Regions from separate parts of the Homo sapiens genome. Here regions 1 and 3 are each linked to region 2. A link is an interaction called in ENCODE POLR2A ChIA-PET data of the cell type or tissue named here. Cell type or tissue: MCF 10A. All regions are shown on one strand. Region 1 overlaps CDK6-AS1 (CDK6 antisense RNA 1). Region 2 overlaps CDK6-AS1 (CDK6 antisense RNA 1). Region 3 overlaps CDK6 (cyclin dependent kinase 6).

Region 1 (4,000 bases), 66 kb after region 2:
TTCCTTATTATTTTAGCAAACATTTAAAATTATGGATAGCATCAAAAGCAGGCAAAAATGCAGATTAATGGGAACTCCTGCTAGGAATCTGTCCTTTCTTACTTTCTTTTTTAATCACTAAGCTCATATGTTTGATTGTTATGGTTGAGTCTCCCAACTAAATTCCGTGATTCTTTCCTCCCTATCTGAGTTCAGCTTGCATAGTACTACTAGATACATCTTAATCCTCTCTCTCTTTTTCCCTTACATACACACAGACAATGCCTTAACATTATTTGTAATAGCCTCAGCCTGGAAACCACTAACTGTCTAACAACTATAGCATGGATAAATAACTTGTGATATATTCATGCAACAGATTATTTATAATAAAGAAATTGACTATGAACTACAAGAATCAGCATGGATGACTCCTCAAAAATACTGTTGGGTAAAGAAGCAAAACAACAAAGAAAACATCAAGCATGATTGTATCTGAACAAAGTTCAAAAACGGCAAAACTAAACTATCTTATTTAGCAATGCATACCTAGGTGGTAAAAACAAAGTAAAACAAAGAAATGGTTATTCCAAATATTTGGGTAGCAATTACCTTATGGTTTGGGAATGGTGGATGCGGAGGGAGAAAGTTGTGATTTGGAAGTTAAACTCAGGAGATTTCGAAGTTAAACTCAGGAGATTTCAAAGTTAAACTCAGGAGATTTCTGGGGTGCTTTCGATCTTAGACTTCTTGACCTTGATGGCAATGACATGTTAAACAGAACATACATGTTTTACGTTTTCACTCTATTTGGTTATAGTTGATAATTTTTTAAATTTAAAAATACCACAAGGGAACTTCCTGAGGTGCTGGTAGCTATTTCTTGACATGAATGGTGATTGCATAACGTGTGATTTAAAAAATTAAATTTACTTAAAATTTCCACACTTTTCTCTTTGTTCTATTTGGCTAAAAAATTGTAAAAATAAAGTAGATAAAAAACCTTTATGAATTACTCCCTCCCTACAGAATAAAGATCAGATCCCTAACCTTTCAAAGTCCTCCATATATTGACTACCACAACCTTTCTAATCCTAACTCCCACTACTGCCTTCATAGAAACCAATAATAATAATGATAGCCCAAAACAAAAGTAAAAAACCCCAAAAAACCCCAACCTTCAAAACTGCAAACAAAATTAAAAAGTCCACAAATACACTAATTTTACTAAATTTCCTTTAACAAAAAACTTGACCTTGCCTCTTTTTATTCTTTATTTGAAGGATTTTGAATTGCCTACCACATGTTTTCCTAAGATGAATCAGAGCAGGATGACATGCTTGTTTAGTCTTTGATGATAATGAATATGTATTTACACGATTGTCAGAAAGAACACATTTCTCCCAAGTTGTTACCTAACTGGTATTGTGTGTTTAAGAATTTTCTTTCTGATTTAAACCAGCTAAAGCCAGTTTTTTAAAGGACATATATATATATATATATATATATATATATATATATATATATATATATATATATATATATATATATGATGTTAGATATTGGTTTGTGCCCAAGAAAACACAGGGAAAACTAAATAACCCAAATCAAGCCCTGAGTATTCATGTGCAGACTATCAGCTTCACACTTAGTCATAGTCAACTTCACACCTAAATGCCATTGAAAAGAAGCAGGGCCAAATGTTCCTGGAAAATGGGACTCTTAGGTTCACAGACGTTTGCTGAAAATACCTGAGCCCCATGCTTTGGGGAGATTTCACTAAGAAGATTGATATGCAGCTTCCAGGGGAAAGAATGAAGGAGGGGCAGGATGTGGTCTTGGTGAATCAGAAGCGGCCCTCCTTCCCCACCCCTCTTCTGAGTCAGCATGCAGCCACATGGCCCCACATGGTGCAGTTCTGGTTCTCGGATGAGCTGTCATATGGGGTCCTCCCTGTCTGCCTTTATTAAAGCACTTGGTGATTTCCAGCAGCCCTATTTGTCATATAAATAGTTTTGTTCTGTCTATAAATTAGTCAAGCAATTCATTTTTGAATCTTTCTGATAGTGACACAGTGACATGAAGTGTTGTTGGGTTTGCTTGTTGTTGGATTTGCTTGCCTCATTTGGTCCTTTAAATGGTAAAGTAACATCACCCGTTTGTAGACAGCCTCGCAAAAATTTGAGCCTTTGGTTTTGGAACCAAGTCAGCTGGGTTCAAATTCCCACTTGCCACCTTCCAAACCTGGGATTTTTTAAGTGCATATATTCCTTTTTGCCTTAGGGCATGAAACATGTGCTCAGCACTTGGTTGCTGCAGTGGGAACTGAGAGTCATTCTTGCTGGTCGTGCTGGTGGCAGAAGTTATGGCAAGCTCCCACAGAGCAGTGGCAGACTTGCCAGTGCCCGTGTCTGGGCTCCAGGTCTGGCAGTGTGGCAGAGTGGGCCACACTCACCAGTGCTGGGCAATAAGACAGTGTTTTCACATTGGACCAGCTCCATTACTTGATCTGGGGTATTGTTCATGGCTACAGAGTCCTCACATTGGCAGTCCTGGCAACTCTGGGAGTTCTGCAATGCCCTTTTAAGCACATTCCCTTTTGCTTAAACGAAAGTTGGTCTCTTTTAATTGTAATGAAAGATATTGACTGATATAGTGACCTTGTGAAAATTTACTTTCTCATCTATAGAGTAGCTTAATAATAGCCATCTCTAAGGGTTATTGGGAGATTTCAATATATTAATGCATGATTTGCATTAATCCACACTAACTATTTAGTCCACACTATTATCCACCCTAACTATATTCATCCACAATAACTATTTAGTCAGTGTGGTGTCTGGCACTAAAATATTAGTTATTAATTATTAATAATGTGCTGGGCACAGGAAGAGCATTGGACTGTCTGTAATGAGAGTGCGTCTTTTTATCAGGAGGGCCTCACTGTTTTAGGGTTAGGAATGATAGGATTAAAAGTAATTTGGGAATTTTTATGACTCATGACTTTATGGTTGGTTGATTTAGGCAACGATATAGCTTTTGTTTCACTTATTAAATTTAAATTTAATTTATGGACTTGTAAGGGCATAAATTTAATTTTACAGCTTGATTTTGACACAAAGCAAGATACTGAACATTAACACCACCACAGAGGCCTACTATGTGCTCCTGTCCCTGTTGTTACTTCCTCCAAAGGTAACCACGGCACAGATTCCTATTACTATAAATTAATGTTGCCTGTTTTTGAATTTTATTTGAATGAGATTACATAGTATATACTCTTTTGTTGCTAAATGTTATACCTTTGAGGTTCATTAATGTTTTTATAGATAGATATAGTTTTCTTCATTGCTAAATTGTATTCCATTATACATATATACTACAATTTATCTATTCTATTGTTAATGGGTAATATAGTTTGGCTCTGTGTCCCTACCAAAATCTCATGTCAAATTGTATCCCCAGTGTTGGAGGAGGGGCCTTGTGGAAGGTGATTGAATCACGGGGACGGACTTTCCTGTTGCTGCTCTTGTGATGGATTTCTCACAAGATCTGGTTGTTTGAAAGTGTGTAGCACCTGCCACTTCACTCCCTCTCTCTCCTCCTGGCCATGTGAAGACTGTGCCTGCTTCCTCTTTGTCTTCCACCATGATTGTAAGTTTCCTGAGGTCTCCCCAGGAGCAGAAGCCTATACATCCTGCAGAACTGCAAGCTAATTAAATCTGTTTTCTTTATAAATTACCCAGTCCCAGGTATGTCTTTGTAGCAGTGTGAGAATGGACTAATACAATGGGCATTTGGGTTGCTTCTAGTTTGGTGCTATGGAGAATAATGTGCTAGGAATATTCTCATTCTCATAACTATCATTTTGTGCACATATGTATGCATTTCATTTAATTTTATACCTGCAGATTGAATTTCTGAATCATACGGTGCACATATGCTCAGCTTTACTGGTAACAAAATTTCCAAAGTAGTTTTTACCAATTTACACCCTCAAAGCATCCTATGAGTTTCTGTT
Region 2 (4,000 bases):
CTCCGGCCGGCGCTGGGGGCCCCAGCCGGGGAGGCAGCTGGGGCGACCGTGCGGGGTGGGGGCAGGGACCCGCGAAGCCAACTCTGCCGGAGACCCACCCCCCGGCGGGGCTGGGGGCTCGTGGCGCAGTGGCAAGAAAGTGTGCAAATTAAAGCCTTCCGGAGAGAAATGAGGCGGCCGAGTCCCGGCAGTGCTCCGAGCTCCGGGCTCCCTAGCTCCCTTCTACGAGTCGGGGGCTAGAAGGGCGCGGTGGGGGTGGGGGTGGGGGGGAGAGTTAAATGAAAATTTCCGGCTTTCGCTGAAACTGTAGTAGGGGGATCCTGCGACTAAAATAAGCGGCATTAGTGGGAGAGAGTGGGACGTGTCGTCGGGAGTCGGCGGAGTTTCCAAACCCAGGGTCGCCCAGAGTTGGGGTTTTGACAGGGTGAAGCGGGGGGCATCCTCACTGTGTGACGTGGACGGATGGGAAAAACACAAAACAACCAACAATAATTATGAGCGGCCAATGGGGGTGGTAAATACCAATACTTTCCAAGAAACTGAAAAATCAGACCAAAAAATAACTCTTCTCTTAAAAAAATAAAGAAAAAGTTTGGCAGGATGCCTTGCAGAAAAGAAAATACTAATCTATCCAAGCACTTTTCACTTTCAGCATGAGCTACATTTGTTTTGTTTTCCTTCGCTTCCTTTCTGCCTCACAAAGCCCTATCTTTTCCTTTTAGACAGAGGATATGGTTTGGAAATTGTCAGGCACTCTTATGGTTAACGATCTACTTGAAGGGGCTGGCGGGCTCACAATTATTAAGTGGTTAGTAACTGCTGAGGGTTCACTAACGTATTTCAGAGGAGCTAAAAAGACTAAAATTTAGTGTAAATAATAGAACTGCAGATAGTAGATACATACACAAAAAGAGGAGTGCTCAGTTTAAATGCATTATTGGAAATCTGAAATTTGAAACCTTGTAAGAATGTATACTTTACCTGCTGAGAAACCCTTGAATACAATTATTTCAGGTGAAAATTAGATTTTGGAGAAAAAAAAGTCTTTAAAACTTTCTACAATGGAGTAAAAGAAAACTTGAAATAGCTGTCTTTTTGGAAAGAATTTGGTGTTCTCCCCAAAATCTCTATCTGTAGAATACTTGAAACCCTTTAAAACATCTTAAAGCAAAACTTTTCACAAAATTATTTACTTAAGTGCTTTGTAGAAAAATTAAAACCTGGCAAAATTCTGTTTGAATTGGAAATACTACTTCTATAAATCTTTTGACTTTAAAACCATGTTACTAATCTCACAGTAAATCAAATTTTTGCCTTTATAAAACTGATTCTATGTTATAGTGTGAGGTAAGGCTAGGGAAATAAAAATTGATGCATTTTCAGTAGCACATATTTTGCAATGCATTATAATACTTTTTTCTTTAAAAATAAAAGTGAATAATTGTATGTCTTTAAGCTTAAGATAATTCATAAAATACATTTGTGTTAAGAGCATGTCTTCTAAAATAAGATCCAGTTTTCTGAACAAAATTTGTATTTATAAAGCTATCTATAATCTCATATACCTTATAAATTTAAGAAGGCAAATCATTAGATTTTATATTTACATAAAAATATTGGATCACTACAAGTCACTAATTAGACTTTAAGCCAGAGACACAAGTGGGAATCCTCCATTTTGATAATTGTTCACACTTATCATTTGCCTTTTAAAACAAGATTTACTTGCTGGTAATTAACATGTTTATATAATCCAGAAATAATTGCCAGCAAATAGGAAGCAGCACATCATGGCTAGAATTTATTTGAATAAATCATTTATTAAAAAAATAGTAAGCTACAAATATTAAATTAACAGAGAAGTGTCTTTTCTACACTGGGTTGAATTTTTAGTTACTGAATTTGACAACAACCATTGCTAGATCAGAAATTCCATGATTTAGGTTACTAGATCATTTGGACAATGTAAAAAACAATGAAACTTTATTTAATTATATATGTTAGTACTGAGTGTTAACTCTCTGTCCTCTTCTTTTCCTGATACTGCTATCTTTTATGTTAATTTATCATTGTTCACTCTTCCTGCTTATGGTTCACATTAAGTCCCAGTTGGTGAAAGCTTCAGACCCAAGGCAGTTTTACAATTGATTGTATAAAATTAGTAAATACCAGATTATTTTTGTTTATGGATAACTTCTGCTGTGGGTAACAGGTTATCATAAGAAAATATGTTCAAACTTTTTAAACTGTGAACCAAATTCCAACTTCTTTGTTTAGGAGTCTTCTGAGAATTAATATATAGAACTCAAGAATAATGACTCCAACCAGTATTTTCACACTACATACCAGATATTCTAAAGTTGCAAATCATCTTACAGGTATTTAAAAATTACATTTCATGGACTTATTTCCAAATATGGTGGTGTAACTTACACTGAAAGACTTCTTAATGTCACACAAGGAATGTATTTCATGTGTGAACATTTATATATCAAATACCTGTACAATTTTGTTTTCACTAAAATAAACATAAAATTTTAAATTTTGGTCTATAATTTTTAACTTGTTAAGGAAATGTGTAATTTAGTTACAAATAATAATTATATAATGTACACCTAAATCTAATTCATTTCTGATTTATATTGGCTATTTGAGTTTATAAAATATATTTTCCAGAAACTCAGAAATGAGATTTTGCTATAATGTACTACACAATTATTTTAAAATACACTTCTAGTTTAACCTTGAAACAAGTTACCCTACTTTTTAACCTGATTTATGTGTTTGTGTACATGTTATCTTTATTGAGTAATAATCATGAGAAACTATAATTTTAACAGAAATAGCATAATATAAATGCAGTACATTTTAATGCATTCTTCTTTCCCTTCTCAGACATTTCCAAGATATTTTCTTGGGTTTTCCCCTGAACTATATTACCGAAAGTTTGCTAAATAGCTTAGGAAAAGTCAATTGTATTATCAACTTTTTGCATTGTAAAATTCTGAGCTTTAAATGATTTTTAAAGTTCAGTCTTCTAAATAAATTCTTTCTGTCAATTTGGAAATGACCTGGGTTTTTCTGTTTTTACTGTTGCATGTGATCTATTGCACTGCATTTGAGCAGTGAAACTTGAAATGATTTTGATATCTGCCATGAGGGAAAAAATAGATATAAAGTAGTAGCTTATAACATTTAAGGAGGAAAAAACAAACATTACTGTCTTTTGGAACATGCTGCTTCCATTGGTTCTACTACTCTATAATTTTCTTTGTGCAACATGTCAGTACTATGTTCATATTTGTATAATTGCCATCATCTTTTTTAATTTTTCCCTTTTGATAGACACCCATATCTTCTTTTTCCTTTGTGTGTGTGTGTGTGTGAATACCTGTATGTTCTTGGCATATTGTTATGACATGTTTGAAACATGTTCTTAAGATTCTTTCATCATCTATATTAGAATTCTGAGTAATCAGAAAAATAACTATGGAAATATACTTACAAAAGATGGTGATAATCACGTTAAAATACCTATATTTTCTTTCTATTTACAGTGACCTGTAATTTTCACTGGTTTCTAACATTTCTTTTCTGAGATAATACTTGCATCTCAGCTGCACACATGGCCTAAAAATTGTGTTACCATAGCTGGTTTTGGTTGAGCTAAAAGGTGTTTACATGCTTTAGATAGACCATTCAGTTGCAGCAGTGGAGGTATAACACAGTGGGAGTGAACGATGATAAAGTGGGATCTCAGAGGTAGGAGGAGGGACAAAGAAGGCACCCGGGGAGAAACTTCTATGAATGGCCTGGCATCAGGGACAAGTGAAGGAAGCACATGCTGAGGTCGTGGGGCTGAGAGATGCAGCCTCAGTGCTTATAGGTATGGCGTAGCCAGGCAACCCGATTCTTTCAGGATGAATGGCCTTCTGTGTCTATCCTATTATGCAATTAAATCTGTCTTATTAAATGAGGTTGTATACTGTATGACTCCATA
Region 3 (4,000 bases), 190 kb before region 2:
TGCATTTTCTCTGGGAGAACAGAAGCTCCCCATGGATATATGGGGTTGGGACAAGTGGCTATTTACAGCTAAGAAGGGAATATTTTTGAGGTTTAGAGAATTCAAATCACGATTACTATCTCATGTTCAAAGACTGAAATAAAAATGGCTGTGTACTCTCTTCATGGAGCAATTTGATGTTCTGAGGCCCTCTACTCCCTGGCTTCTGGAAATCTATTTTTCCCTCCATCACAATATTTCCTTTAACTACTGAATAATTAACCCTAGTGACTAACCTAGTCTCATAGGAAGAAGGCTTGTGAAATCTGCTCCTGATGCATGTAATAAGTGTAGAAGGACACATTAAGTAATGTGTACAGTCTGGGAAGGCCAAAATTCCTTTCCCAAGGCCTGGTCCACCCTGAAAAAGAGGAAGGAAAGCTCATACTTTAATTATTGGAGCAGGTATTCCACTGGTTCACACATTACCAGGACCTTAGAGGTTTCTTCTATCATACAGAAGGAACCTGGATCAGCACACTCGCCTACTCTTCTTTGTCTGCCAGTGGAACTCCACAACAACTGACCGAAGCTGTCACCACCCCAGGCTGCCAATGTGGGCCTCCAGATTGTGAGGCCACAGGGTCAGATATGGGGCCTGGCGCTGCACTGACAGTGCTGCATGTCCAAAGAGGCAAGCAGCCAGGCAGAGCCCTCTCTGTTACAGCTTGGCCACCTGTCTGAGAGGGAAGACAAATCCCATTTCATCGGGTTTGGCATGGAAAGCAAATTGTTCACCCCCACACGCAAAAGCTCTTGAGTGGCAGAAGGAAAAGTACACACCCCAGGTGCGAATATAAAAGCGGGTCTCTTTGGGATGAACCTTCTGGTTAATTTGGTTTGGAGTCTATGGTGTTTTCACTCAGCTCTCATCAGTTTTTAAGCCGTATTACAGCTCCCAGGCTTTTAGGATAATTCTCTTAATGAAGTAATGAAATGCCAAAGAAATGGCATCACAGGGCTTTGCCCTTTCCTGCTTTTTAAAGGCCATCAAAACCATCATTCCCTAACATACCCACACAGGAAAAAAGATGAGGCTTATCTTGTTTTTAAGCTATTGTGTTGCCAGCATTTCCATCGTACAAGAAAGATAAGTAAATGCTTGCAAAATAAAGTCTGACCCAAGCTTCACCTGATATGCAGTTTCTATCTTGCTGAGTGCACATGATAATAAGATTTCCAAGCAGCATTAGAAACCATGGTTCAATCCAGAAGTGTGCTCCTGCAACCCGGGGAGGGGGCTCCTGATGACTTCACAGTGAAGCCACCGTCACAAACAGGATTTCCTAAAGAGGTCTTAGGGTGAGGAAGAAGCTTCATTCTAACTTTGGCTCTGCCATCTGGGCAGCACTGCTGCTCCTCCCCTCCTGTAAACAGGCAGTTAAGAGGGGGCAGGGGCACTCCTTCCTATTGTTCCTCATGGCTCTCACTTCCCTTTCATCTTTGGCAATAGCTGGAATTTATGAGTATGTTGGATGACCTTCCAAGTCTTTCCTTCGGAGTTTATTTACTTCGTGGATACTCCTTAGTAAGGCTCCATCTTTTGGCGGCTCACACCCCGGCTGTATTTGTCCAAAGGTGTGGCTTTATCTCTGTATGGTATTGAATTGAATGGAAAAGGAGTCATAAAGACTGTGTGATTCATATAATCCAACGGTGATTGTGCATACACGACACTATTTCCCAACTTATACCTTCCAGTACAGCCAGGTCTTGCTTTTCTGAGAATGAATGCACTGCTATTTTTGTGGCTTGCCTAATGAAGTTCTTGTTAAATATCCAATCAAACATCTTCAAAATCCAGCTCAGGACTAACTTCAGGAAGCCCCTATTATTCTAGTTCAGGGTAATATCTGACTTTTCTAAGCTCTTAACAGTTTTAAAAATCTGTACCATGTGGCTCAGCACTTACATATGCCTGGTCTGATACTGTTTGCTAATTATTACATGCTAACACATCATGCACATTTTTATTTGCTCATGTAAGTTATAACCTCCTTCAGGCTCAGTCTTCAGGTTTTTGCTATCTTCCACAGTGCCCAGAATGATTGTAAGCACCTGGTAGGTTTTCTTTTTTCTTTTTCTTTTTCTTTTTTTTTTTTGAGATGGAGTCTTGCTGTGTCACCCAGGCCAGAGTGCAGTGGCGCGATCTCGGCTCACTGCAACCTCTCCCTCCCAGGTTCAAGCGATTCTCCTGCCTCAGCCTCCCGAGTAGCTGGGATTACAGGTGCCTGCCATCACATCTGGCAAATTTTTGTGTTTTTAGTAGAGATAGCGTTTCACCATGTTGGCCAGGCTGGTCTTAAACTCCCAATTTCAGGTAATCTGCCCACCTTGGCCTCCCAAAGTGCTAGGATTACAGGCATGAGCCACTGCGCCTGGCCAGCACCTGGTAGGTTTTCAAAGAATATTTGCTCATTCATTAATTGAGAGAAGAATCCCATGGGATTCTTCTGTAAGTTTCATTTCCTTATTATGCAACTGAGTTAAATATATTAAGTGTAAACATTAGAACTACCAAAGGAATAATGCTAGGACCAGTATTGACTTAATATGTTTATACTGTTTTGATTAGTAAAATGACATAAAACCTCTGAATTTAAAATTAAGTGCTTTCTGGGAATATAAAATAAAAAAATGACTAAACTCTACTGAAGAAAAATCTTGAGACTAAGTGACTGAAGAGAAACATGGGAAAACTGTTTTGAAAAAGGCAAGGAGCAAACGATGCATTTGGCCCATTTTATGCCAGAGCTACTCACAGAGTGATGGGCTCTGACCTACAGGCTGCAGTATGTTCATTCATTTATTCATTATTCATTTACTTAGTAGCCACTTTATGCCATGCTCTGTTAGGTACTAGTTATACAGTGGTGAGTAAAATAGAGAGGGTCTGGTTTATAGTTTCATGAGTGATAGGGCAAACAGGTTTTAAGCCAGAAAACACTAAAATAAATATAAGTGCAAACTGTGCTAAGTGCTATGAAGGAAAAAAGTCAAGGTGTTGTGAGAGTGAATACCCGAAGGTACTGATTTTACTCTGGGTCAGGAAAGGTTTCTTTAAGGAAATAACATTTAAGATGAGATTGGAAGAATGACGTGGAGCAGCCAGGAGGTGAGTTGAGGAGGTGAGTGGGCAATGCTCCAGGCAGATGACTCCAGGAATCTCTGCAGGCAGTTTCTTGAAGGGACCGATATAACTGCTGCTTCTGCACAGCAAAGCCAATAAACTTATGGATCCAAATAAGAATACAGGAAATTCATATACTCATTCAACGAATCTTTATTGAATGCTGACTATGTGCTGGATATAGTTCTCTGCCTCTGGGATATCCAAGTAAACAAAGCAAAGATCCTTGCCCTGTGGAGTTTAAGTTCTATAGTAAGAAATAAATGCACCAATATATTTTCATCTAAATATTGCAGGTTTGGCTACAGACCTTGATGTGTGTATAATGAAACTTGAAAGGTCTCAGAGGAAGGAACAGTGGTGTAGTGGACGCAGGGGACAGCTGTTCCCTGTTGGGAGACAATTCTGCATGGGCCCTTTGTATTTCTGCACATCTTGCAAGTAGAGACACTAACTGCATTTGTGCTGGATTAGATTTTCAAGTAAACTGCTTTGGAAGATGATAGTGTCTCCCTCTATAGCATGAGCAGGTTTGTTTGCTCTTAAACATGATAATAGCTTCTGCTGGGGCAAAGGTAAGGCCGACTTAACTGACCATTATAAAAGATTCATGTTGGGGATTCGTTTTTGTAACACAACCCGTGTGTGTGTGTGGGTATGTGTGTGTGTAAGTGTGTTCGTGCGTGCTTGCAGGTGTCATCTGCCCCCCTTCTTATTTTCCTATGGGAATTGGGAATCTGGTGCAAATGCTGATACTGTAGCTACTGCTATTGCTGTGAGTAATAAACTAGGCTTTGTCTCTAACCCAAGAGTCTTGTGTCTTTTGCCAGC

What was found. ChIA-PET counts read pairs that join two places held together with the same protein. Peaks named below come from ENCODE experiments on the same cell type or tissue, not always from the same donor. Only the 100,000 strongest peaks of a DNase experiment are listed, where the experiment ranks them.
Region 1: POLR2A ChIA-PET joins it to region 2 with 5 read pairs; 5 of 35 experiments call an interaction of 5 or more read pairs at or near these places.
Region 3: POLR2A ChIA-PET joins it to region 2 with 8 read pairs; 12 of 35 experiments call an interaction of 5 or more read pairs at or near these places.

What each region holds. Positions count from the first base shown.
Region 1 is chr7:92,902,647-92,906,646 of GRCh38, forward strand. All of the region lies in intron 1 of CDK6-AS1 (CDK6 antisense RNA 1), which reads left to right. Among named protein-coding and RNA genes, the nearest start is that of CDK6, 68 kb to the left of the region's middle. In MCF 10A, no CTCF peak of the experiment used is centred here; a DNase peak (open chromatin) is centred at 1,845.
Region 2 is chr7:92,836,694-92,840,693 of GRCh38, forward strand. The region is part of intron 1 of CDK6-AS1 (CDK6 antisense RNA 1); the gene reads left to right. Among named protein-coding and RNA genes, the nearest start is that of CDK6, 2.1 kb to the left of the region's middle. RefSeq lists a silencer at 1-182. In MCF 10A, no CTCF peak of the experiment used is centred here; no DNase peak of the experiment used is centred here.
Region 3 is chr7:92,644,275-92,648,274 of GRCh38, forward strand. All of the region lies in intron 5 of CDK6 (cyclin dependent kinase 6), which reads right to left. It overlaps LOC112268009 (a long non-coding RNA gene), which reads right to left. Exons shown (of 2, transcript XR_002956577.2): 1 at 1-4,000. Among named protein-coding and RNA genes, the nearest start is that of FAM133B, 56 kb to the left of the region's middle. In MCF 10A, no CTCF peak of the experiment used is centred here; a DNase peak (open chromatin) is centred at 1,597.